Linked DNA regions of Homo sapiens: all the other regions are linked to region 4. The links are chromatin loops, found by intact Hi-C in ENCODE. Cell type or tissue: heart right ventricle. All regions are shown on one strand. Region 1 has its middle 140 kb from the start of HS3ST2. Region 2 has its middle 7.6 kb from the start of SCNN1G. Region 3 overlaps COG7 (component of oligomeric golgi complex 7). Region 4 overlaps HS3ST2 (heparan sulfate-glucosamine 3-sulfotransferase 2). Region 5 has its middle 160 kb from the start of HS3ST2.

Region 1 (5,000 bases), 51 kb after region 4:
AACTGTATGGGGAAAACTGCCCCCACGATTCAATTATCTCCCACTGGGTCCCTCCCACAACAGGTGGGAATTATGGGAGCTACAATTCAATATGAGATTTGGGTGGGGACACAGCCAAACCATATCAATATTTCAACTTCACTATGTCTTAATATTACTCTAGTTAACCTTTATTGAGCAAATGTCATGTGCCAGGCTCCATGCTAAGTGATTTACATACATTATCTCATCTAATTTTCCCAACCTGATGAGCTATTACATAATACGTCCTAACAGGTAAATGATACATCAACATTTTCATTTGTTTTATGTAAATATCTAATGATGTTGAGTTTATTAGATTCTGCAGATGAAATATCCCCAGACACATTGTCATCTTCTAAATAATGCTGAGAAGATATGTACATTTATATATTGGCCAACACACACTTCTCTAGTGCAATGAAATTTGAACCACAGTGATGTGCAATTGCAGATTCTTCATTCTTAAAAGAGGCTAAAAACATCTAATTGTAATGAAGTTTGATGCCCATGATTTGGCAAGGCCCAAGGCCAGTGATGCCCTGAAGGTTTCATGCTGTGCACTAATTGATCAGAGTGTGGAGCACCACATTGAGTCTATCTAGGCTTAGCGGGAACGATTGTGTGGATCGATTAGTCCTCTGCATGGCTTAGGATCGGCAGCAAACTGTGTGTGCCAATCCTGTAACAGCAACAACAACTCGAGGAAGCTACTTTATAATTCCATTTTGCGGATGAGGAAACTGAGGCCCAAGGAAATAATTTTCCTAAAGTCACAGTTAGTAAGAGGCAAAGCTTGAATCACCCCTAAGTGTGTTGGGTGCAGGGCTGATGCTGGCAGCTCTCATGTTATTATGACAGCACCCCCTAATGTGACACCAACCCCTGTCTGGACCTTCAGCAGAAACGGGATAATGAGGGCTGCTTCTGGTTGGAGTTGCAGCCCCTTTCAGCTCCAGAATCCAAGTTCCACTTTTCTGAGCCCATCCTCCAAACACTTCCAACCACCCCAAGAGTTCCTAGGATCTGGGGGCTCCAGGTGGAGTCTCCTCCTTCCCCAGCATTCCGCGGGACTGGGAGGACTTGTCGTGGCCTGGCTTCCAGAGCATGCCTTTTGGCATGGCCGATCCCCAGCGGACCCTCCACCCCGACCGCACTGCACTCAGGGTCGTGCAGGTCCAGCACTCCAGTCCTGTCCTCCCCGGGTGAGGATTGATCCCGGCGCTTCCCTCAGCCACCTCTGTCGAGAGATGCAATTTACCACCAGCTCGGAGGTCACCGTAGAGGAACCCGGCCGCCTGCAGGCGCTTTTCTGCTGCTGCAAAAACCACTGAAAGGGCCACTTTGTGAGCCGCAGCGCTGCTTTCACAATCAGAGGAGCAGCCATGGGTCCGCAAGCTCTGGAGCCTCCTTGCGACTCCCCAGTAGGCTCGAAATCCCAGAAACCTCGGCTGCACCCCGCTCCGCGCATTCAGGAGAGGCTATGCCAGGACTGGCGGGCAGAGCGCAGCCTGCACGCGCGCCCCATGGCGCAGGATGGGGAGGAAGACGCCACAGAGACCTGCCGACACTCGTCATCCCTAAGCTGCCTGCACCCCTGCTTTGGGCCAGGCATGCCTGAGCGACTCACTCCCCTTTCGATCTTTGTATTAATAGCAGCTCTGTGAGGGAGCAGGTACTGTTACTATCGTGCCCATTTCTCAGAGGGCAAAACTGAGGCTCTGGGAAGTTAAATGACTTTCCGGAGGTTTCTCAGCAGGAAGGAGCAAAAACCTGGATTTAAACTCGAATAGTTCAACTCCAGAACCAATGGTTTTAAGGTAATCCCGGGTGACTCCACAGCACCCACAGTTTGATAAAGATAAAGTCACGATTTCAGCCTCAAAAGCCAACTGCACAGGGATCATGCGCCACGTGGCTTAACAGCAACAAAGGTGACAGATCCTTGGCCATAAGCCCTTCCCACTCTGGTCGCCTGTTCAACTGCGCCACCTACAGGTTGAGTTGCTCACTGTTTCTTTGGAGCCACATGGAGTTCGTTCATTCCTTCCTTCGTTCGTTCGTTCATTCATTCATTCATTCATTCATTTGACGTGTCATTCCACAGACATTTATTAATTTCTGTTCTGAGCCAGGAGCACGGAACTGGGCAGGATGCTGGGGTACAAAAGATGTCTATAGTCTAGCACAGGAGACAGACAAACTACCATAATACAGGATCAACTGATAGTGAAAAGGGAGAGAAGGAAGGAGGGCTGCCTGGAGGAGCAGTCTTTTCAGTTAAGATCTGAAGGATGAGTAGAAGTTATCCAGGCAAAGTATGGTCAAGAAGTGTGTACCAGGGCCAGGCACAGTGGCTCACGCCTGTAATCCCAGCACTTTCAGAGGCCAAGGCGGGAGGATGACTTGATGCCAGAAGTTCCAGACCAGACTGGGTGACACAGTAAGATCCTGCCTCTACAAAACAAATTTTTAAAAAATTAGCCAAGCATAGTGGCTCACATCTGTGGTCCTAGTTATTCAGGAGGCTGAAGTGGGAGGATCACTTGAGCCCAGGAGTTGGAGGCTACAGTGAGCTATGATTGTACCACTGCACTCCAGCCTAGGTGACAGAGCAAGACCCTGTCAAAAGAAAGAAAAGGAAAGAAGGAAGGAAGGAAGGAGGGGAAGGAGGGGAAAGAGGGGAAGGAAGGAAGGAAGGAAGGAAAGAAGGACAGAAGGAAGGAAGGGAGGGAGGGAGGGAGAGAAGGAAGGAAGGGAGGGAGGAAGGAAGGAAGGAAGAGAAATATGTTCCAGGCAGAAGAAACAGCATGGATGAAGACCCCAGGGTGAGCACAGACACAGCACAGACTCTCAGTCCTCAGTTATAAGAGGAACCAAGCCAAGTTCCACGTGACTGACACACAAAGTAAGAGATGCCAATGAGTGGCTTCCATGTTTTCTGTCATCTCACTGCCTCCATTATTTGAGATGGCCAATCGAGGTTGTCTCAGCCTTATGCAAAGCATAATGCAAGTATAGTTTGAGGCAAGGGTGCAGTCATAGCTCATGGTAACCTCAAAACAGCCTGCCTTCTACACAGGAAAACCTGAGCCCCCTCTGGAGAGAGGAAGAGTGGTAAGAAGTGGTGGGGGAGGAGAGCAGCTCATAATGGGTCTTGCAAGTCAGGTTAGCTCATTTGGCCTTTTTTGAGCAAATGGCAAATGGCAAATCATTAAATGTGTGGTGATAGGACACTAGACCAGCTTCTCCTTCTCACTGGAGAACTCTGGGAACAGAGAGACCGCTTGGCTGCCTTTAGGTTCCTAGGAAGCCTGGACCAACAAATGCATGCTTCTCAGTTTGGAACTTGTAACTGAGTCCAGACTTGGACCGCTCACTGCGTAACAGCCAGTAAGTTGAGAGACAAGTAGTCAGAGCAAGGAAAGCGACTGTATTTTGGAAAGCCAGCAAGCTGAGAAGACGGCAGACCAATGTCCTAAGAAGCTGCCTTAAAAGGCATGAATCTGGGCTGGGCACGGTGGCTCACGCCTGTAATCCCAGCACTTTGGGAGGCTGAGGCAGGCGGATCATGAGGTCAGGAGATCGAGACGATCCTGGCAAACACGGTGAAACCCCGTCTCTACTAAAAATACAAAATTAGCTGGGCATGGTGGCACGCACCTGTACTCTCAGCTACTTAGGAGGCTGAGGCAGGAGAATCGCTTGAACCAGGGAGTCAGAGGTTGCAGTGAGCCAAGATCGCCACTGGACTTGAGCCTGGTGACAGAGCGAGACTCCGTCTCAAAAAAATAAAAAAATAAAAATAAAAAAGGCATGAATCTGAAGCTTCTTTTTATATTGGGGAAGGGGGAACAAGGTGGGGTTGAGCTCAGTGGGAACTGGTGACCACAGACATCTGGGCATCAGCAGGAGTCCGAGGAGGTTGCAGAACTTCTTTGTCCTTGGTCAGATCACGATGCCCCTATAAATATTTAATTCAACATTGTTGTTTGTATGTACATCCTCATCTCCTTGGGTTTTAGTTTTGGGAAGGGGCCACTCTCATCCTTGCTTTGAAATTAAATTAGAAACAACATTTGTCCCATAGTTAGCTTGGCCTATGTGCAGGATTGAGCAAAGGCAGTTCTCTTGTGAGGTTAGAAGCAAGATGGAGCCAGCTACGTCAGATTTCTGTCACTGTTACAAAATCATATGACTTCTTTTTTCGAGGGCGGAGGAGGATGTTGAAGGCAGTCGCTCTAAAGGCCAGGAAAGGAGAGGATGTTTCTGCCCATTGCCATTGGTCTATCAGCACCCATTGTCCCCTGGAGCAGGACCCGAGGGAAGGACTCAGTCCAGAGCTGCTCACACTTTGCCAACCTTGCCCCAACCATCTCCAGCTGCCTCATAAGCCTCCTTCTCCTAATAGAGACCAAGGGGCCCCTGCAACAGAGATACCCCAACTTCCTCCTCTCTGCAACCAGATTCTTGAGCATCTTCCTGCTCTCCTTCCAGACCTCGTCTCCACTCCAGGAGAAGCATCTCCTCTTTTCCTTTGAGTCTAACTTCTCTGTCCTGTTTTCCAAGACTGACTTCCACCTATTGTCCCATCTCTCTTGAGTCTTCAATATTTTTTTCATCCTCCCCCTGCCAATGGGCATACTTAAGTTTCCAGAATTAAACAAACAACTCTTTTTTTCATCCTGGCCACCATCTTTCCTTTTCTCTCTCCTTTTCTCTACTGTCACACTTTTCTCCACAAAAGCAACCTCTGTTCATGGCCCTGCTTCCTCATGCTAGGGAAGTTTGTGTAACATCAACAAGGCTACCACTCCTTAAGCATTCCCTATCTGCCAGTTCTGTGTCACTTTGTATACATCGAGCTCATTCATTTCTAATACAGCCATGTGAATTTTGATCATCCTCATTTTACAGATAGGGAAACTGAGGCTCAGGGGAGGGACAATGAAGTCAATTGCTTAGTCATACTACTGGCT
Region 2 (5,000 bases), 280 kb after region 4:
GATGCTTTTGCTCACGTCCACCGCCTTTGAAACAACATGCCTGGACAGACCACACCCATAAGCAGCTCTCCGCAAAGACCCAGGCAGATGCCCCAGCCCCCTCCAGCTCACAAGGCAGCCAGCTACTCCTTCATCAGAGCTCCAACAGCAGGCACAGAGAAGCAGCACGGGCAGCGGGGAGGGGAAGCAGTGGGGCCTGTGGGGGCCCCCGCCACCCACAGAGCTAGTCTCTGTAGAAGGTGCTGTGTGGCAAGGACCAGGAAGGGAACTGCGCTACAGAGAGCTGACATCACTTCTGCATCTTTAACTTTCCCCAGGATCCAAGATTCAGCCCTGCTTCCCCCAGCCCCTCCCCAGCCCCACTGTGCATTAGGCAGCTCAGGTTAAAATGGGGAGAAGGTCAACCATTGCTTCTAGACAAAATACAGAGTTAGGTTTCCGAGAGCCTCTGGTCACAACATTTTCATCAACTGATCAATATGTAACTTTGCTTTATGTGTGTTTCTGTTTAAAGTCACCTTATTTAATATGTAGTTGATGCAATAACATTGACATCATGGCCAACATTACTATAATTCATGCCTTAATAAAGCCTGTCTAACATATGCCTTTCTCAGTAAGGCACATACAGTCTTGCTGTGCTTAGGAATACTAGATAGCACTTCGCACTACACTTGGGGGCCGTTGTACTCTAAGCACAATTTAGTGGAATTGTAAATCAGTGACAGAAAGAAATTTGGGAAATTCACAAATATGTGACAATTAAGACACTCCCAAATAAATATTGGATCAAAAAAGAAACCACCGGCTGGGCATGGTGGCTCATGCCTGTAATCCCAGCACTTTGGGAGGCTGAGGAGGGCAGATCATGAGGTCAGGAGTTCAAGACCAGCCTGGCCAACATAGTGAAATCCCATCTCTACTAAAAATACAAAAAATCAGTAGAGCGTGTTGGCAGAAGCCTGTAATCCCAGCTACTTGGGAGGCTGAGGTAGAATTGCTTGAACCTGGGAGATGGAAGTTGCAGTGAACAGAGATTGCATCATTGCACTCCAGCCTGGGTGACAGTGCAAGACTCTGTCTCAAAAAAAAAAAAATTAAAAAATTAAAAAATAAACCAACAGAGAAATTAGAAAATATTTTGAGGTGAGTAAAAATGACACAACATATAAAAATTAGAGGATGTAGCTTAAGCAGTTATTAGGGAGAAATTTACAGCTGTGAACACCTACATTAAAAAAGAAGAAAGATCTCAAATCAATAACCTAACTCTACACTCTCAGACTCAAGAAAAGGGAGAGTGAATGAAATCATGTAGGGCCTTATGGGCCATTGTAAGGACATCATCTTCCATAACCTCTGAGTATCTTTTGTGTTCTGAGACTTGGAGAAAAATCCAAAAGATGAAGAACAAACCCACGGGCTTAAAGAAAACTAAAAAAAAACCCAGTCAATTCTCATTATTCATGGATTTCATATTTCACTAGAATTTATTTGTAACCCTAAAATCAATACTTGCAATGCCTTTAGGGACATGTGCCAAGCAGCAAAAATTTTAGTCACCCACTGTGCTTGTTCCCAGCTGAGGTCAAATAAGGCAACACTCTACCCTCTTGTTTCAGCTCTTATACTGTAAACTCATGTCCTTTTTTGCAGCCTATATAGGCTGCCACAATTTTCACATTTTTGTTTTGTTGGTGAGTTTGCTCCCTAGCGCTGAAGTGCTATCTAATATTCCTAAGCACAGGAAGGCTGTATGTGCCTTACTGAAAAAATATATGTGTTAGGTAAGCTTTATTCAGGCATGAGTTATATAGTGCTGTTGGCCATTATTTCAATGTTATTGAATCAACTATATATTAAACAAGGTGACTTTAAACAAGAACACACATAAAACAAAGTTACGTATCGATCAGTTAATGACAACGTTGTGACCAGAGGCTCTCGGGAACCGAACTCTATATTTCTTCTAGAAGCAATGGTTCAGTATTCACTAATTCAGTGTTTGTGGCAGCTTTATAGAACATAGCTAGCCCAAATAGCAAGAATTGATTGTACATGTCCAGTTCTAAAGGTAATCTGACCATGATATCTCTCATCCACACAGACTGAATAGACTGGCTGGAGAATGCCCCTTTCACTCCTTCATCTATTCATTCCAAAATTGTGAATTGCATGTCATGGGCGATGAGGCTTCCACTGGAGACCTCCTGCATAAAAGGAGAAACTATGGCTGCTGTCCGCAGTGCTGATATCTAAAGCCAGCTTCTCTCAAGAGAAGCAGCATCAAAAAAATTGAAATCCACACAACTGAATCTGAGGACCCTGGTTCCTACTCCCCAAAGGTCAAAGACAGTAGGTTGCCCCAAAAGACTAAGTCATTAAGAATGCATGAAGAGAGAGCATTAATCCCATCTTGGTGGGGCAAGATAACATCCACAAGAACTGAGGGACATCATTCTAGATTTGTAGGAATCCTGGAAAGAGTCAAACTTGGGAGCAAGATTACTTATCTCCTCTGGATCCCACATTTAGCCAACCCTGTGCCACAGATGCCTAAGCCTTAGTAGCAGCTTAACCAAGTTTTCTAAGCCACTTTATATATCTTTATATCTCCTCTGACTCTATGGAAGTTTTGAGATCTCCTGCTATCTCTTGTGACTAGCCTCCTGAGACCCTGAACCCCAGCAGTGATCCTCTAAGGACCAGAAACTCTACAGAGGTATTGCAAAAACGTTCCAACGCTGGGCGTGGTGGCTCACGCAGCCCTTTGGGAGCAGCACTTTGGGAGGCCGAGGTGGGCGGATCACGAGGTCAGGAGTTCGAGACCAGCCCGACAAACATAGTGAAACCCCGTCTCTACTAAAATATATACAAAAAAATTAGCCGGGCGTGGTGGCACATGACTGTAATCCCACCTACTCAGGAGGTTGAGGCAGGAGAATCACTTGAACCTGGGAGGTGAGCTGAGATCGCACCACTGCACTCCACCCTGGGTGACAGAGTGAGATTCTGTCTCAAAACAAAAACAAAAACAAATGTTCCAAAGGAGTATAAATAGAATTTCAGGGAAAGCAATGCATTGGAGAAGCCAAGAGAAGAGAGTGTTTCACTGAGACAATTATCAGTTGCAAGTGCCAAAGAAGGCAACAGTAGAGAAATTATGCAATATGAGATGTTTTTGCAACCCAGAATTTATTCTGATTTTGCTTGGAAAGAACCACTTCTTCCCCATTCTCAGCCCTTGTGTTTTGAGTGAAGCTGAATCTACCCAGAGACAGAGCATATAATCCAAGCCTAAGCCAATCAATGCATCCCATTCTTCTAATCATGGTGTTCAACTGGAAGTTGAAACAGCCAGGCATGGTGACTTGCACCTTTAATCCCAGCTACTCAGAAGGCTTAAGCCCAGAAATTCAAGGCTGCAGTGAACTATGATTACACAACTGCCCTCCAGCCTGGGCAACAGAATAAGACCTCATCTCTAATAAGTAAAAAAAGAAGTTGAAACATGCCTCAAACAAGGCAATAAAGCTCAATCAAGATTGTCCTACAATATGTGCTTAAGCTATCAGTCCTTCTGGACTCAGCATTATGTATATGTAGAAGCTAGAGCTAGTGCAGCCATCTTGCAACAACACTGGACAGAGAATGGTGTGAACACTGATGAATTAGAACCAAGACTCAAAGGCAGAAAAACCAGGACCTGTTGACATCTTTTGAATTCAAGTGTAAGCTGAGCCTGAAGCCAGACTCCCTTATACATGAGCTAATTTGTTTCATTCTTTAGCCTAAGCTAGTTCACGGTTGTTTGATTCTGATATCTGCAATATATAGAGTTTTACCTGAATTAGAAATAAGTGCTGGATGCAGAATGTTTTGAGTGATGCATGATAAAATGTGGAATTTACAAGGGCCAAATCGATGGGGTATAGGGCAATAAAAGCCCCTCCGACACAGCTGGGAAGTTGTGCTTTCAATAAGCCCCCATCACCATGGGTAATCTGTGCATTCTCTTGACCCATAAAAAAGTCTAATTAGTAAAAGAATGTTTTTTCACTCTGAAAGGCCAAGGCAGGCGGATCACTTGAGCTCAGGAGTTCGAGACCAGTCTGGGCAACATGGCAAAATCCCATCTCTACAAAAAATACAAAAGTTAGCCAGGCACAGTGGCATGTGCCTGTAGTCCCAGCTACTTGGGAGGCTGAGGCAGGAGAATAGCTTGAACCCAGTGGGTGGAGGCTGCAGTGAGTCGACACTGTGCCACTGCGCTCCAGCCTGGGTGGCAGCAGTGAAACCCTGTCTCAAAAAAAAAAAAAGTCTCTTACACTAGAAAAATGGTACTAACTTTTGCCAGAAACATATGTGTACCCTTTGGGGAAAAAGGGTCCTAGAAAATTAATGTAACCAAGCTTATATTTCTCTATTTCAACAACTGATGCTATTGGCTTAAGCTAAGACTATACACAGAAATAGTATCCAGGTCATTGAATTAGAGTCCAATTAATAAATAAGAATGGTCTTCTACCATGCCACCACCCTCATCAGCCCAGCAAGAAAGACTTTCCTTGTCTTCAACAAGGAAGACCTTGTTGATTGCTTCTTAGAACCCTCCCATCCGACTACATAATATAAATGTGATCCTGGAAATGTGAGTCCCTTTGACCCCACACCTGACTCATATTAGCCTTAGGTCCTATGAAGATAATTTGGTAAACTTTGGGTCTTATTGAGATAGCTGGTTGGGCGCGGTGACTCACACCTGTAGTCCCAGCACTTTGGGAGGCTGAAGTAGGTGGATCACTTGAAGTCAGGAGTTCGAGACCAGCCTAGCCAACACAATGAAACCCCGTCTCTACTAAAAATACAAAAGAAATAGCCTGACATGTTGGAGCATGCCTATAATCCCAGCTACTCAGGAGGCTGAAGCACGATAATTACTTGAACCCAAGAGGCAGAGATTGCAGTGAACTGAGATCACGCCACTGCACTCCAGCCTG
Region 3 (5,000 bases), 540 kb after region 4:
CCACACTAGAAACAGGCCCAGTAAGTCATTACTGCAAAGTAAGACAGGCTCTTCCCCTGCTTACAAGAGGTTCTACTGTGCCTCCTGTCTCAAGGCAAGAGAACAACGGTTTAAAACCTTTATGGCTGGAAATGCCTAGAGACTTGAGGAAAGTAAATGATGGATAGTTGCCACTTGAAACAAAGTTCCTCTGTCTCTCCTCACTCCTAGTCAGGGGGTACCTTTAAAATTATCTCTTCCCCTACTTCTTGGTGTATCATGAGAACAAGGGAGACTCACTTCAGGTAGGTAAATTTTACCTGAAGTAAAGATAAAAACATTCCTGTTCATTCGAACACCACCTGACGAGGGGCCTCCTGCTTTTAGATGGGAAGAAAATGGCCTTCAGGAATTCCACAGGCTCCCTTGCTGGACAACAGGCGGCATTGTCACATTAGGTCCTATTTAAGTTATAGATAAGAGTGGTAAGAAGAGTTTCAGTGGAGACCTAAAGATTTCACTGACGTGGATTTCTAAGCTTATCTTTTAAACTTAAACCATTTAACTGGTTATCGTTTTTTCTTTTGTTGTTTGTTTGTTTGAGACAGTCTTGCTTGCTCTGTTGTCCAAGCTGAAGTGTAGTGGTGCGACCATAGTCACTGTGGCCTCAACCTCCTGGACGTAAGCAATCTTCCTGCCTCGGTCTCCTTAGTAATTGTGCCACCACACCTGGCTAACTTTTGCATTTTTTGTAGAGTTGGGGTTTCACCGTGTTGGCCAGGCTGGTCTCGAACTCCTAGGCTCAAACGATCCGCCCACTTCGACCTTCCAAAGTGTGGTGATTACAAGTGTGAGCCACCGCACCCGGCCTAACTGGTTATTTTTTAACCCCTTGAATGACAGCAACAAACGGGGAAGTTCTTTGAGCTGTGCTCTGCAGTTGAGGGTGGCCACTCCCGAGGCAGTCACCCGTTCCCTTGTCACCACAGACTCTGTTCTCCCTAGAACAAAAATGAGCTGTTACCTGTGTAGCCCACTGGATTTGTGTGTGCCAAGCACCAAGCAAGGCATCATAGAGTCCGGTAAGCTGCCGGTCCAGGGATAGGTCACTTTGACACAGCTCTTGCCAGGCTGCTAAAAGCTGCACCTGCAGAGACAGAACAAAGGGAACCTTATTGGGTACGTCAACATAGGTTGCCTGTGAACACTGCCCTGCCCTGCTACCCAGCGTAATCACGGATTGCTCAATGGGCTCACTGGGCAGCCCAGTGAGGTCCATTCACTTCAAAGAAAGGCAGGAAAAAAAAAAAAACATTTGCAGTTATCTGCACTGATTCACAGCTTTAATCTGTCACCCTGCGGATGTGATCCCCTCTCCATTTATCCTGCCCTAAAAACATGTAATGTGCAACCACTTGGCACACCATCACTCTTCTGAATAGATGTTGGGGCAAGAGCGGGCAGACATGTATGTTTAAGCTTCATGTCCTAACATCACTGCTTAAAAGACACAGAGCACTGGACTTGAAGGAATTAAGGTCAGTTCAGGAAGCTGTCAAGTTTTTTGGCAATCTAACTTCAGCAAACCTAGAAAACATAAAATTCCAAGCCAGGTGGAGTGGCACGCGCCTGTAGTCCCAACTCCTCACAAGGCTGAGACGGGAGGATCACTTGAGCCCAGGAGTTCAAGGCTGTAGTGCACCATGATCGGATCTGTGAATAGTCACCGCACTCCAGGCTGGGCAAAATAGTGAAACCCTATCTCTAAAGAAAAAAAGAGAAATTCTTACTGCCTTCTGAGGGTGTAATAAAGCTTAAGACATAAATCTCCCTTAAAAGACAAAAATGAGAATAAATTAAAACAACGTTTCAAGTCTATAATGAATCCAGCTGTAAACAGAAAAGAGAATGAAAACGGATAACTTTTTCCAACTGGCAATTAAACAAATCCATATGCTAGACCAAGAGCACCCCCTACTGGCTAACTAAGAGAAAAACAGCCAGAGGGCAAGGAGACAAATGTTCTTACCTTCTGAATTATGAACCTGCGATTCTGTGACCCAGAGTTATGAGCATTCCACAACTGCACAACTGTCATCGCGCACAGCTTCTTACCTTGTGACACTTGTAGTAGTAGGCCAGGAGCTGGGGCATCCGGTCAATTTCAGTAAACACCTTCACAAACACTTTGGACTGATCTAAAGAACATACAATGTATATATACTGTTACCAGCCTTTCTGGTGTAGACATGAGAAAAAACTCACCAGGATGAAGGTGGATATATGGAAGCTAGTATTCACAAGTTCCTGCCTAGATACTGAATTAACTCATGCATGAGGATCATAAATTTGAAAAATAAGCATGACGTGAAAACCAGATACTGCAAGGTATTCCCCACTGTTCCTCACAGAATTCATATTTTAACATGATACTGAGAGGTTATTTATGTCTTTCAAAATTCCTACTTCGATTATACCAGATGGGAACTTTAAAAAAGCAAACACACTGAACTGCTATATGTCAACATATCTGGTGGTTTGAGGAATAAGTAAATAATTTGGGCTGGTCGCGGTAGCTCATGCCTGTAATCCCAGCACTTTGGGAGGCTAAGGCAGGCGGATCACCTGAGGTCAGGAGTTCGAGACCAGCCTGGCCAACATGGCAAAACCCCATCTCTACTAAAAGAAAAACAAAAATTAGCTGAGCGTGGTGGTGCACACCTGTAATCCCAGCTCCTTGGGAGGCTGAGGGAGGAGAATTGGTTGAACCCGGGAGGCAGAGGTTGCAGTGAGCCAAGATCGCGCCACTGCACTCCAGCCTGGCCAACAGAGCAAGACTCCCTCTAAAACAAAGCAAAACAAAAAAACAAAACATAAAATCAAATAATTTGGTAACTATTAGCATTCCACACATAACAATGGATTCTAAGACCCAAGTTATGGGCTTAATATCAAGTAGTTTCTGACATATTTCCCTAAGGGCAGAGGAAATGACTGGGCAAAGCACTTGCTTCCAGGCTCACCGCTGGACAGACAGGAAGGTGGGTTTCAGTGCAGTCTCTGAATAGTGTGCACAGCAGCGCCACCTCTGGCTCCTGTCCGCCCCCTTCTGGCCAAAATGTACATGCCACAGCCTTAGAACTATATCAAAAGAAGGGAAAAAAAAGCCTTGAGCTAACAGGTCTCCAAACTTCTTATATTTGCTCTGTTCCCCTTCACTTCTGGGAAGCCCAATAAACTGCTGAGAAGGAAATGTTGTAACAGCAACCGCTGTGGGACACCCAGCTAAGCGCTGGAGACCTGCCAGTGGAACTTGACTTAATGGGCAGAAATCCATGAGTTAGAAAACGAATATTTGCCTTTAAAATGCTTATTATTTTCATAAGAACACTTAAATAAGTGAATCTTCCTGTTACATTTAAAATTATTCCATAGGCCAGGTGTGGTGGCTCACACCTGTAATCCCAGCATTTTGGGAGGCTGAGGTGGGAGGACTGTTTGAGCCCAGGAGTTCAAAAATGTCCTAGGCAACACAGGACCCCTCTACAAAAAATAGAAAAAATTAGCTGGGCATGATGTGCACCTGTAAACCCCAGGAGGCTGAGCTGGGAGTATCACTTGAGCCTGGGAGGACAAGGCTGCAGTGAACTGTGATCACATCACTGCACTTCAGCCTGAGTGACAGAGCAAGATTCTAGCTCAAAAAACAAAATTCTATAAATTGGGTTTGACCAGTGAGAAGCAAAAAAATTAATTAAAATAATTCTATAAAAAGTTGCTTCAGTGTATCAGCTGAATTCATTGGTTATATAAAATGAACTGGGCATGTATACTTGGCTATACTCACATTGTCATTTTAGGAGATGGAAAAGGGGAACATGTTGGGGATGAACAAATTTATCAGAGAATTCCCTTTAAAAACTGTTAGCTAGGCCGGGTGAGGTGGCTCATGACTATAATCCCAGTACTTTGGGAGGCTGAAGTGGGTGGATCATCTGGGGTCAGGAGCTCGAGACCAGCCTGGCCAATATGGTGAAACCCCGTCTCTACTAAAAATATAAAAAATTAACCAGGCGTGGTGGTGCATGCCTGTAATCCCAGCTACTCCAGAAGCTGAGGCGCTTGAACCCAAGAGCTGGAGGTTGCTGTGAGCCGAGATCACACCACTGCAGTCCAGCCTGGGCAACAGAGTGTAGACTCTGTCTCAAAAAAAATAAAAAGTAAAAACTGTTAGATAAAGAACTACCTCAGCCTTCCAGGAAACATGGCTGATTATAAACAGCACATTACCTGTGGGGCGGGGGAACCCTTCCTGATGCTTGCCAAAATTAAGATTAATCACCAAAAGAAAACATTGTTTTATCTGCGTTGAAGCCAGGAAAATATCTGTACTACATATTTCAGAGAATCCCAACTAGATATCTAATCACTTTGGGCCACAATGGGTGGGGAAGCTGGTAAAAGTCTGGGCGCTAAGGGTGGTGCAGAACAGTACAAAGGGCCAAAGACTGGGGGCCAAGGGGGCTTGGGCCAGGCATGGGAGGGAGGGCTGTTTCCACTGCGGCCCAGCAGAGGAGGCAGCCTATGGAGCTCAAAAGCGCCATTTTCGCCTTCTGAATCCATGTCCTGCCTAGAGTCAAGCCTGATTCAAATTTGTGCACAAAAGCTGTCAAAAACTGCTTATCTCCAAAACCAAACCCATGATGCTGAACCACCAGGCATCACTCAAATCCAACACCAGCTCCCAGAAGCCAGCTCACTCAGAAGGAAACAAACAAAAAAGCTTAAATGCATGGAGCCACCACCTCTCCATCCCCACTCCCACTCCCCCAACCCCACAGAACTGGATGTAACCCCAACCAGAAAAGTGAGCTCTGTAGTAGCCACAAATTCACAAGAGAATGTGAGGAACAAAGCTCCTAGATGGTAACTTTCCAACCCCCCAGCTCCAGCCTTAGAATTCTGTGAATGAAGAAAAGACTCAAAATAAAGAATTAACAAATGAGGAAGAGAGGGAATTA
Region 4 (5,000 bases):
TCTTTTTTTTTTTTAAGAGAGAAAGGGTCTTACTATGTTGCCTAGACTGGACTCAAAATCCTGGGCTCAAGCAATCCTCCTGCCTCAGCCTTCCAAGTAGCTGGGACAAGAGGTGCACTCCACCATGCCTGTCTCTATCTTTTTTAAAAGCATAATGTTGACATTAGAAGCTACATGTATTATTTATTTGGGGTTAGTGTTTGTTTAACCCCATCACTGTCCTTTTATATACAACTTTTCCATTCTTGAGCTTTTCCACACCATCACTCAGAATGTTGTTTTTCTTTTCAAGGGATTTTTTGAAGAGCAGGATCTAATGCTTTTCAAGATGTTGCATGCCATAAAACTTTTCTTTTGCCTTCACAGGCACGTTAGCTCTCGGATGTGGGTTTTATTTCGTTCAGACTAGGCTGACCTTTTAATGTACCCCACATAGCCATCTTATATCTCTGGGAAGGTCTCTTTAATGAAATCTTTGCCTATAGCTCTGTCCAATTTGTTCTGGGTTTCTTCTTCAATAACATCAGCAAACTACAAGTTGCCTATAACCACTCTGTCTTCCATTCTACTTTCTCTCTCATCAGCTCAATGTTGTGAATTTTATTTTAGAAGCGTAAGATCAGGCTCCGGTTTGTTCTAATGTTTATTTTTGACATCGCTAATTCTGCTCTTTACTGCTGTCAGCGTAGTTGTGTTTCTTTTTTATTCTTTTTGGTACTAGCTTACTTCACCCATACCTTGATTTTTCTGGTCTTAACTGTGTTTTCATGTCATCTTACTGTCTTTTCTCTTTCTTTCTTTTGTTTTCTTTCTTTTCTCTTCTTTCTTTTTTTCTTTTGTTAATTGAGACAGAGTCTTGCTTTGTTGCCCAGGCACTGGAGTGCAACGGCGCAATCTCAGCTCACTGCAGCCTTGACTTCCTGGGCTCAAGTGATCCTCCCACCTCAGCCCCATCAAGTAGCTGAGACTACAGGTATATACCACCATGCCTGGCTAATTTTTGTATTTTTTTGTAGGGACACGGTTTCACCATGTTGCCCAGGCTGGTCTCAAACTCCTGAGCTCAAGCAATCCAGTCACCTAGCCCTCCCAAAGTTCTGGGATTACAGGCGTGTGCCACCACGCTAGCCTTGTCTTTTTGCCTAAGCCTATGCTCAACTCTTGTCCTTCTGCTCAAATGTCCCCCAGGTTTTCTCTGATCACTTAATTTCCTCATTACACTTATTCTCTTTCTTTTCCTTTATCACAAGTTGTAATTATTTTTTTTTATTTTGCCCATTATCTCCTCCACCAAACCAGAGGCCCCATGAGGGCAGCAAGTACTACATCTATGTTATTTATAGCCGTGACTTCAGCACTTAGCAAGATGGCTGGTGAAGAGTGGGTGCTCAGCAAATATTTGCTGAGTAAGTACATGCCCATATTACTCTGGTTTGGATTCCCTTTGGCTGCACCAATATTGTTTTGAGTCAGAGGCTCCCAAACTTTAGTAATTGAAGGACCAACTTTTTACCATATTCAAGGACTTAGACTATTATTTTCTTAATATTTGTGTTTAGATCAATTTACATTTTCTACCTTCACTATGTGTTTAAGCTTCATCCTAAACGATGAAGTTGGTTAAGTAAAAGTGATGACCTGGTTCCAATTTTCTAAAATACATTAAAATAAGCATCTTTGCCTTGCCTAACTTTAATGAGACTCGTAGCCTGGAGTTTACGGGGACAGGTACTAGAGTCAAAACACTTGAATTTGTATCTTAGCTTCGCTATTCAGTACCTTGGGTCTTTGGGCGGGTTACTTCTCTGCCTAATTCCCTCAAATTATAATAAGGTTAAAATAAGGCTATAAAGTTAATAGTAATAGCTCCTTGATGATATTCTGTGGTATTTATATGAGATAATACATGTAAAAGCTCATATAGCTATGCCTACCACAAGGCATGTAAAAATGTAACTGTAAAAAATGTAAATTTCATCCGTGAATCACTTGTGAGCCACAAAGACGATAAGTAAACACACTTTGGGAAATTCTTTCTAAAGATCTCGGGCTACTGCATTTCCTCCAGGAGCTCACGTCTTCTTGATTTAGGCTTTGATTCCTTCCCATCTTATTCATTTAACAAGCACAATATTTGGTGGGTATGATTCATTCTCTTTTGCCTGCCTATGATGGCATGGCACAGTGACAAGGACTGAAGATACCACAGCCAGCAAGCAAGACACTGTGCCTTCCTGATGGGGTTCACAGACTAACTAGGGGGAAGGCAATAAACAGATATGCAAGATAATTACAGGTTGTGCTTAGAATGATGAGGAAATAAGCCAAATAAACCACTTCAGAGAGTGACACTGTGCCTTCCTGATGGGGTCCACAGTCTAACCTGAGGGGAAAGGCAATAGATAAACAGAGAGGCAAGATAATTACAGATGGTGCTTAGAGTGATGAGGAAATAAGCCACTTCAGAGACTGACATTTGAAAGTGGTGATATTCTAACTGAGACCTGAGCATGAGAAGGATTGAGCCACAGGAAGAGCCAGGGTAAAGTGATCCAGGCAGAAAGAACAGCACAGCCCTAGAGACAGAAAGGGAAAGGACTGGGGGATTCAAGAGTGTCTGCTAGTTCATCTTGCTGGGTTTTGCAAATGCCTTCCAGAACTGACATGCAGAGCTGGACCATTCTATACCAAAGCCTAGAAAAGAACTCACATGTGTATAGTTTAGGCAGGCTTTGAACCTGCAGGAGTATTAGTGACCCAACAACTACCCATGTGGTTTTAGGCACATCTGAGACATGAATTATATGTAGGCAGCTGACTTCCCAGTGCATGGCCCTTGCTCCCTCTATGATGAGAAAACCAACTCCTGCTCACCCCTTGCAATCATGGAGCTTAATGTATCCTGGTACGACAACAACATTCGGGAGTCAGATGGAAAGCATTCCTATCATTGGTTAATTTCCTCCAAGGAGGCAACAGGTGTTGGCTCCAACCACTGCAATTGGATCACCTCCAACTACCCACTAGGGGGCGCTGCTATGCTGCAAGAAGTGGGGCAGGCTTGCGGAACTCATCCCTGCAAAACCATTAATACCCCCGGGAGACTGAAGTGTGAAGTTGTAAAGCTTGGTGTTAACAAACAAAATAAACTCACTGACTCATGCAGTTGTTGGCTGAGGAGTTTGCCTGGGAAACATTCAGATCTGGTGGGAAAGGATGAGGGTGCAGATGGTGGAGGGTGGGGACTCCGTGGACAATTCAGGCAGGAAACTGGGAGGTGGAGGAGGTTTCAGAGCAGGGAAGCTGGCGTCAGGAAACGGCTGGGTTGACCGGCTCCATACTCAGCCTAGTGCTGGGCAGAATAGAAAACGTTATGTGCTTAGTAGCAGGATATTGAGAGCACTACATTCTAATGGTTTCTATATTCTCTGTGGAATGGGATGCAAGGTCACCTACTAAGAGTGGCAAGAAAGGGCAGGGTTTGGTCATTTGCAGAGAAAGGGAACGGTCTGAAATAGTCATGCAGAGCTAGAAAGCCAGTTGTCCAGAGACACATGGTGGAATTGTGCTGTGTGCTAAAGGCCCCTGAATTAGTCTGTTCTCATGCTACTAATAAAGACATACCCAAGACTGGGTAATCTGTAAAGGAAAGAGGTTTAATAGACTCACAGTTCAGCGTGGCTGAGGAGGCCTCAGAATCATGGCGAAAGGTGAAGGAAGAGCAAAAACACGTCTTACATGGCAACAGGCAAGAGAGAGAGCATGTGCAGGGGAATTCCCCTTTATAAAACCATCATGTCTCATGAGACTTATTCACTACCATGAGAACAGCATGGGAAAAACCCACCCTCATGATTTAATTACCTCCCACCAGGTCCCTCCCATGACACATAGGAATTACGGGAGCTACAATTTGATATTTGGGTGGGGACACAGCCAAACCATATCAGCCCCCTTTGTGTTGGCAATCAGATATCTGGAGTGGAACCAGCCTTTGATTTCAGGTGTTCTCCAGCAGTGCTCTGCCCTGCTGAGTATAGAGAGAGGGCACTCAGGTGCTCCTGGCACCCAGTGTTGCCTCAGGAAGCTTCTTGCACAGGTCCCTGGCCCTTTTTGAGGGTCTCCTGCAGGTACTCAGGGATGATCTGTCATTCTCTCTGGAGGTGGTGGCTCCAAAATTTCTATATGGGGGAAGGGGTAGGAGTGGCCCCATCAGAGGAAGGATAGAAAGCTTGTCTGGGAGTTGCCATGCATGCTGTTTCGTGGCATGCATTCACTCTGATTGACTAATGGAGACTAGAGGGGGATAAAGATCCCTTTGGCCTCCACTTGGTACCATCACTGTCCCCATGTGCCATTTTGTTTCCTGGATGCTAATGTCACTGGGGAACATCTCACGAGAGCAAGCTGACTCAGGCTGGAAGCTAGAAAGTAGAGCCTAGCTAGAGACAGGCACTGGGCTGCTCCCCACAGTTCTGATCATGAGTGAAGAGAGCTGTGGTGGGTCCTGAGCTGGCTGGGACAGACGTCAGAAGGGAGTGAGTGAGAGGTCACCAATTGAATTTGGTTATAGATTAGACATGGGTGTTGCTTGGACAACTGGTGAATGGTGGGGCCATTAACTGAGACATGAGAAGTGGTAAGTTGAGGAGAAATAACTGAAGTGTGTATGGAGAAAGAATGGTCAGTGGGGGGCAGGGGCGGGGAGGAAGAAAGAATGTGTTCCCAAAGGAAGAAAAACAAGTTTCAACAAGCAGGGAGTGGGCAAGTGCTTCAGAGGCCACAGAAAAGTGAAACATGACCAAGATTCGAGATGGAGTTGGCATTTAGGGTTGTGTTCGGAGAGTACCGCTTCAGAAGACGATGGGGTGGGAGGAGATGGAGCAAGAGGAGGATGAATGTGAGGTGAGGAAATGAAGCCATGCAGCTTTATTCCAAGAACTCTGGCTGGGAAGAAAAGGAGATATACAGGACTGTCGCAGGAGCAGGTGAAGGGATAG
Region 5 (5,000 bases), 79 kb after region 4:
TTATTTTTTGTAAAGATGGGAGTCTTACTATGTTGCCCATTCTGGCCTCAAACTCCTGGGCTCAAGCGATCCTCCCACCTCAGCCTCCCAAAGTGTTGAGAACTCAAGCTCGAGCCACTGCACCTGGCCCAATTTCCTTAATTCTTGGCCTTGCTTCCAATTTAAGACCAACCAGAGAAAGTCAAACATGCCCCCTAACAAATCACATAGGATTTCCTGCCCCTAGTTAACTTGCCTCTAGCTTCCTCTGGCCAGCAGCCTCCACTCAGGGCACACCTGAAGTCTCCCCTGCTTCCCGCCTCTACAGCCTCCCCACTCCTCTGCCTACCTTTGAGCCTCTACCAAACAAAAGTGAGGATGGCTGACTCCCTTGCTGGAGCAAGCCCCAAATAAATATCCTTTGCTTGTTCTCATTTAGGTGGTCTTTTAAAAATTACAACTGAATTTATATATTTGATAAAAACAAGTGATTCTCTTATCATATGGAAAATTTGGAAAACACTCTCCCAGACCCTTGCTGCTCAAAATGTGATTCCCAGAACAACAGCAGCAGCATTGAAATGTAGAATCTCAGTCCCCTCCCCAGACTTACTGATTTTTAACAAGAACCCCCAGGTGATCCTCCAGCACACCAAAGTGTAAAAAGCATTAACCAGGAGCATTGATCAAGTCAGTGGGTCTCAACCCTGGGTGCACATTAGAATCCTCTGGGCCTGATTAATTGGTCCTGGGTAGGACTTACACATCAGTGGTCGTAAAAGCTCTCCGGTTGATTCTTATGTGCAGCCGGTGCTGAGAATCATAGATGTAGGACAAGGGTTCCCACACTTTGGGCTATGTCAGAATCATCTGGAGAACTCACCAAGTACACAGAGGTCCTGACTTGATAAAAGAGGATGCGCCTGGGCCTTGTTTATCTTACCAAGTTCCCAGGTGATTCTGAAACTGACCAAAGTATGAAAACTGATCTAGGAGAAGTGCTCTAAGGGAAAGAATCCCATGGTGACCTCCTTGGAACTCCAAGGAGGGTGAGACGGTTCTTGTTTCTTCCCAATATCTTCTCCTTCCTCAATTCGACTTGGCCAGCACCATGGCTCATAAAGTTTATGGAATGAAAGAACTCAGAACTGGAGGGAACTGAAGGCATCTTCAAGTACAGAAAACAGGGATTTGTCAGCCAAATTCAGCTCATGACTGTGCATTTTTTTTAATTAGATAGTTTTATGGTTTTTAAGGTTTAAATCCATTGCCAACACTTTTTTTTTTTTTGGAGACAGAGTCTCACTCTGTCGCCCAGGCTGTAGTGCAGTGGCACGATCTCGGCTCACTGCAATTTATGCCTCCCGGGTTCAAGCGATTCTCCTGCCTCAGTATCCCGAGTAGTTGAGACTATAGGTGCATGCCACCACACCCGGCTTATTTTTTATATTAGTAGAGATGGGGTTTCACCATGTCAGCCAGGATGGTTTCAATCTCCTGACCTCATGATCCTCCTGCCTCAGCCTCCCAAAGTGCTGGGATTACAGGCATGAGCCACCACGCCCGGCCACCAACATTTTTTAAAAGGAGATTGAATTTTCAGATTCTTCTGGAAGATCAAAGACCTAGCAATAGTAGACTACATTCCTACATGACTGCAATTGGCCAGAACAGCCCCTTAAAATGCAGCATGTGCTCACCAGTTTGCCACCGTCCCTGCCTGATCCACATCACTCATTTTTGTTACCCGCTTGGCCCTGCGAGCATCTAATTTGGAGTCTTTCTTTATATAGAGAGAGTCCAACCTCGCCTTTTGTGGAAGAAAAAACCGAGCCCTATACTCCAGTGGAAGCTGTTTGTCCAACGTCCCTCACTTATGGCCAGAGCTGAGACGGGTCAAAATTCTGACTGCTTTTTGCTTGTAGGGGGTTGGGGATTCTGTTGGGTTAGTGTCTCCCTTCCTGAGATCCCAGCCAGAGGCCAAAGACCTAGAGATCCTCAGTTCCCACTTAGAATCCAGGGCAAAGCTCTCTGAAGCACTTTGCTCTTGGCTTTTGGGCTGTCACCTACTAAGACACACCTATGCAGCAATTTACTTAGCCTCTCTACGTGTCAACAAACTCATCTACACAATGAGAGTAACAACAGTGCCTGATCTATAGGGTTGTTTTGAGGGTTAAATTACACTGTGTTTGTAAACCATTATTCTGGCACTTGAGACATAGGAAGGGCTCCATAAGTGAACGTTAAATAACATTAATGATTTTTTTTCAACATATGTGCTCATCTGAGAGCACCACCACTGTCCAGCTTTAAAATGGTCTTCAGTTTCTGCCTGTCTCAAACTGACTCAGAAAGCAGTGTGTTGAGAGAGCCACCTATTGGAGAATAGCATTAGGCAAAGCTCTTAAAATGTGCTAAGCCTCAGCTTTTTGTCATCTGTAAAGTAGGGATAATAATAGCACTTACTCCTTAGAGTTGCCGTGAAGTTTAAATGAGATAATGCATGTAACAGCGTTGCTTATCAAGTGCCTAGCTCCCAATCAATAACCTTGGGGTTTTGACTCCTTGAAGCAGAGTCACCACCTAGTGGCATTAAGAGAGTAAGTAACTCCAGGCTTTGCAGGGCATAAGAGAAAACCATCATTCTCAGCAAACTATCGCAAGGATAAAAAACCAAACACCGCATGTTCTCACTCATAGGTGGGAATTGAACAATGAGAACACATGGACACAGGAAGGGAAACATCACACACCGGGGACTGTTGTGGGGTGGGGGGAGGGGGAGGGATAGCATTAGGAGATATACTTAATGCTAAATGATGAGTTAATGGGTGCAGCACACCAACATGGCACATGTATACATATGTAACAAACCTGCACGTTGTGCACATGTACCCTAAAACTTAAAGTATAATAATAAAAAAAAAGAATGGCAAAAATACAGCCCCCCATGAGTGGTGGGTACAGAGGTCTGATTTGACTGTGGAAGTCAAATTCAGGAAGTGACTGGCCCCTCCATGAGCTTAGGAGTTGTCCCCAAGTTCATCCCCGGACCACTCTCTGCCATTGCACTCCATTCTCCATGAACACCCTGGCTTTTCAGCTTGTTTGGGAATTCTCCTCTTGACCTTGGAGTCTGGAATGAACTTCCTGGCACCTGGGTTTGCTTCTTGGTTGTCTCAGTCATTGAGGCTGCTATCACAGAGCACCATAGACTGGGTGGCTTAAACAACAAAGTTCTTGAAGCTGGAAGTCTGAGATTAGGGTGCCAGCATGTTGGGTTCTTGGTGAAGGCTCTCTTCCTGGTTATGACCTTACAGGGTCTTTCCTTGGTGAGTGCAAGGAGACAGAGGGACAAGGGAGGAAGTGGGAGGGGAGGGAGGGGGAAGGAGAGAATGGAGAGATGGAGAGATGGAGGCAAGGAAGTGGAATAAGAAGGGGCAGAAGGAAGGTGAGGGGGAGATATCTTCTGTGTCTTTTAAATTTTTTTCATTTTTGTGGGTACATAGCAGCTGTATATATTTATGGGGTACATGAGATGTTTTGGGATAGGCATGCAATGTGCAATAATCACATAACAGAAAATGGGGAATCCATCCCCTTGAGCATTTATCCTTTTTGTTACAAACAATCCAATTATACTCATGGTTATTTTTAAACGTGCAGTTAAATTATTTTGACTATAGTCACCCTGTTGCGCTATCACATACTAGGTATTAATAATCACAGCATGGAAAATGGGGTATTCATCCCCTCAAACATGTATCCTTTGTGATTACAAACAATCCAATTATACTCTTTTAGTTATTTTAAAATGCAAAGTTAAATTATTATTGTGTGCCTTCCTCTTTTAATAAGAACCCTAATCTCACCATGAGGGCTCCACTCTCATGACCTAATCTAACCCTAATCACCTCCTGAAGCTTGGGAGACATGGTATTTAACCATGTTCAAATACCATCACACTGGAGGTTAGAGTTTCAACATATTAATTTTGGGGGGTATGAAAACATTCCATCCATAACAATGGTTACTTGGCTTACTGTTTGACCACTAGCTTGGTTAAGGTGGCCGGTTTCTGGACCCAACTATTTAGCTCATGGGTAGACCCGAATTTGACTGTGTGCCATTCTCATGGCTGAAGCCAGCTGGTCTTCCCTAGCATGGATAAGAGCTGCTCTTCTCCACTTCACAATGTGGCCAGCTAGAGATGCTCTTGCCCTTCCATAAGAGCCCTGGAAACTGCCCCTGTCCTGCCCAGAAAAACCCAAACCACAGTAAGGTGGCATCATCTACTCACTGTAAGCCACTCATCAGTCTACAAAAGTCCCCTGTGCTGGTTTCTAACAAGGTCACTTGAGGCTCCCCTTCTCTTCCACTATCCTCACCCTGTTTCTTACTTCTCCCCAAGCAGAAGCCATCATCAAGAGCAAGATATTCTTTCTGCAAAGAGAAAGAGTGCTGTTAGGATGAGTTGAGTTTGAGGATATCTTATTTTTTCCCACCATCCAAAAAACAGACAGGGAGAGCCATGCCATGTGAATGGTGCCTCTCTCCACCCTTTCTCTTCCTCCCAGTTTCTTTATTAAGACAGATAGAGGGGACTATACCCACGAAGAAGAAAACAGAAATTCATTCATTTCTTTCTTTCAATAAATATATAATAATCACCTACTATGAGCCAGGAACTGTTCTAGCTGCTAGAGATCCAGCTGAGAACAAAACAGACAAACATCCATCATCCCTGGACCTGAATTTCAAAGCAGAGATGGACAACAAATCAGATAAATAATGAAAACACATAGTGTGTTAGTGATAGGTGCTAAGGAAGAAAAAAACCAGGGAAATGAGAAGGTGACATTTGGATACAGACCTGGAAGTGGCAAAGGAGCCAAACATATGGATATTTGGGAGAAGAACATTCCAGGTAGAGGAAAGAGCAAGTGCAAAGCCCTGAGATGAGACTGTGGGTTGTTCCAGGAGCAATAAGGAGGCCATTGTGTCTGGGGTGAGTCAGG

Evidence for each region. Peaks named below come from ENCODE experiments on the same cell type or tissue, not always from the same donor. Only the 100,000 strongest peaks of a DNase experiment are listed, where the experiment ranks them.
Region 1: it touches region 4 in a loop (6-fold over the local background); 36 of 110 quality-filtered maps call a loop at or near these places.
Region 2: it touches region 4 in a loop (4-fold over the local background); 6 of 110 quality-filtered maps call a loop at or near these places.
Region 3: a loop joins it to region 4, with 18 times the contacts of the local background. A loop is called at or near these places in 42 of 110 quality-filtered maps.
Region 5: a loop joins it to region 4, with 8 times the contacts of the local background. A loop is called at or near these places in 21 of 110 quality-filtered maps.

Annotation. Positions count from the first base shown.
Region 1 is chr16:22,946,961-22,951,960 of GRCh38, forward strand. No RefSeq gene overlaps it. Among named protein-coding and RNA genes, the nearest start is that of HS3ST2, 140 kb to the left of the region's middle. RefSeq lists an enhancer at 2,056-2,105. In heart right ventricle, a CTCF peak has its summit at 2,021 (motif pointing left); a DNase peak (open chromatin) is centred at 1,991; H3K4me3 peaks cover 987 bases; H3K27me3 peaks cover 2,906 bases.
Region 2 is chr16:23,172,596-23,177,595 of GRCh38, forward strand. No RefSeq gene overlaps it. Among named protein-coding and RNA genes, the nearest start is that of SCNN1G, 7.6 kb to the right of the region's middle. RefSeq lists an enhancer at 1-134. In heart right ventricle, no CTCF peak of the experiment used is centred here; no DNase peak of the experiment used is centred here; H3K27me3 peaks cover 2,148 bases.
Region 3 is chr16:23,432,542-23,437,541 of GRCh38, forward strand. It overlaps COG7 (component of oligomeric golgi complex 7), which reads right to left. Exons shown (of 17, transcript NM_153603.4): 5 at 2,095-2,177; 6 at 1,004-1,126. Among named protein-coding and RNA genes, the nearest start is that of COG7, 18 kb to the right of the region's middle. In heart right ventricle, CTCF peaks have their summits at 1,966 (motif pointing left), 3,099 (motif pointing left) and 3,303; DNase peaks (open chromatin) are centred at 2,050 and 3,050.
Region 4 is chr16:22,895,978-22,900,977 of GRCh38, forward strand. The region is part of intron 1 of HS3ST2 (heparan sulfate-glucosamine 3-sulfotransferase 2); the gene reads left to right. Among named protein-coding and RNA genes, the nearest start is that of HS3ST2, 84 kb to the left of the region's middle. In heart right ventricle, a CTCF peak has its summit at 3,027 (motif pointing right); a DNase peak (open chromatin) is centred at 3,034; H3K27ac peaks cover 579 bases; H3K27me3 peaks cover 2,280 bases.
Region 5 is chr16:22,975,014-22,980,013 of GRCh38, forward strand. No RefSeq gene overlaps it. Among named protein-coding and RNA genes, the nearest start is that of HS3ST2, 160 kb to the left of the region's middle. RefSeq lists a silencer at 1,758-1,938. In heart right ventricle, CTCF peaks have their summits at 2,401 (motif pointing left) and 2,621; no DNase peak of the experiment used is centred here; H3K27me3 peaks cover 723 bases.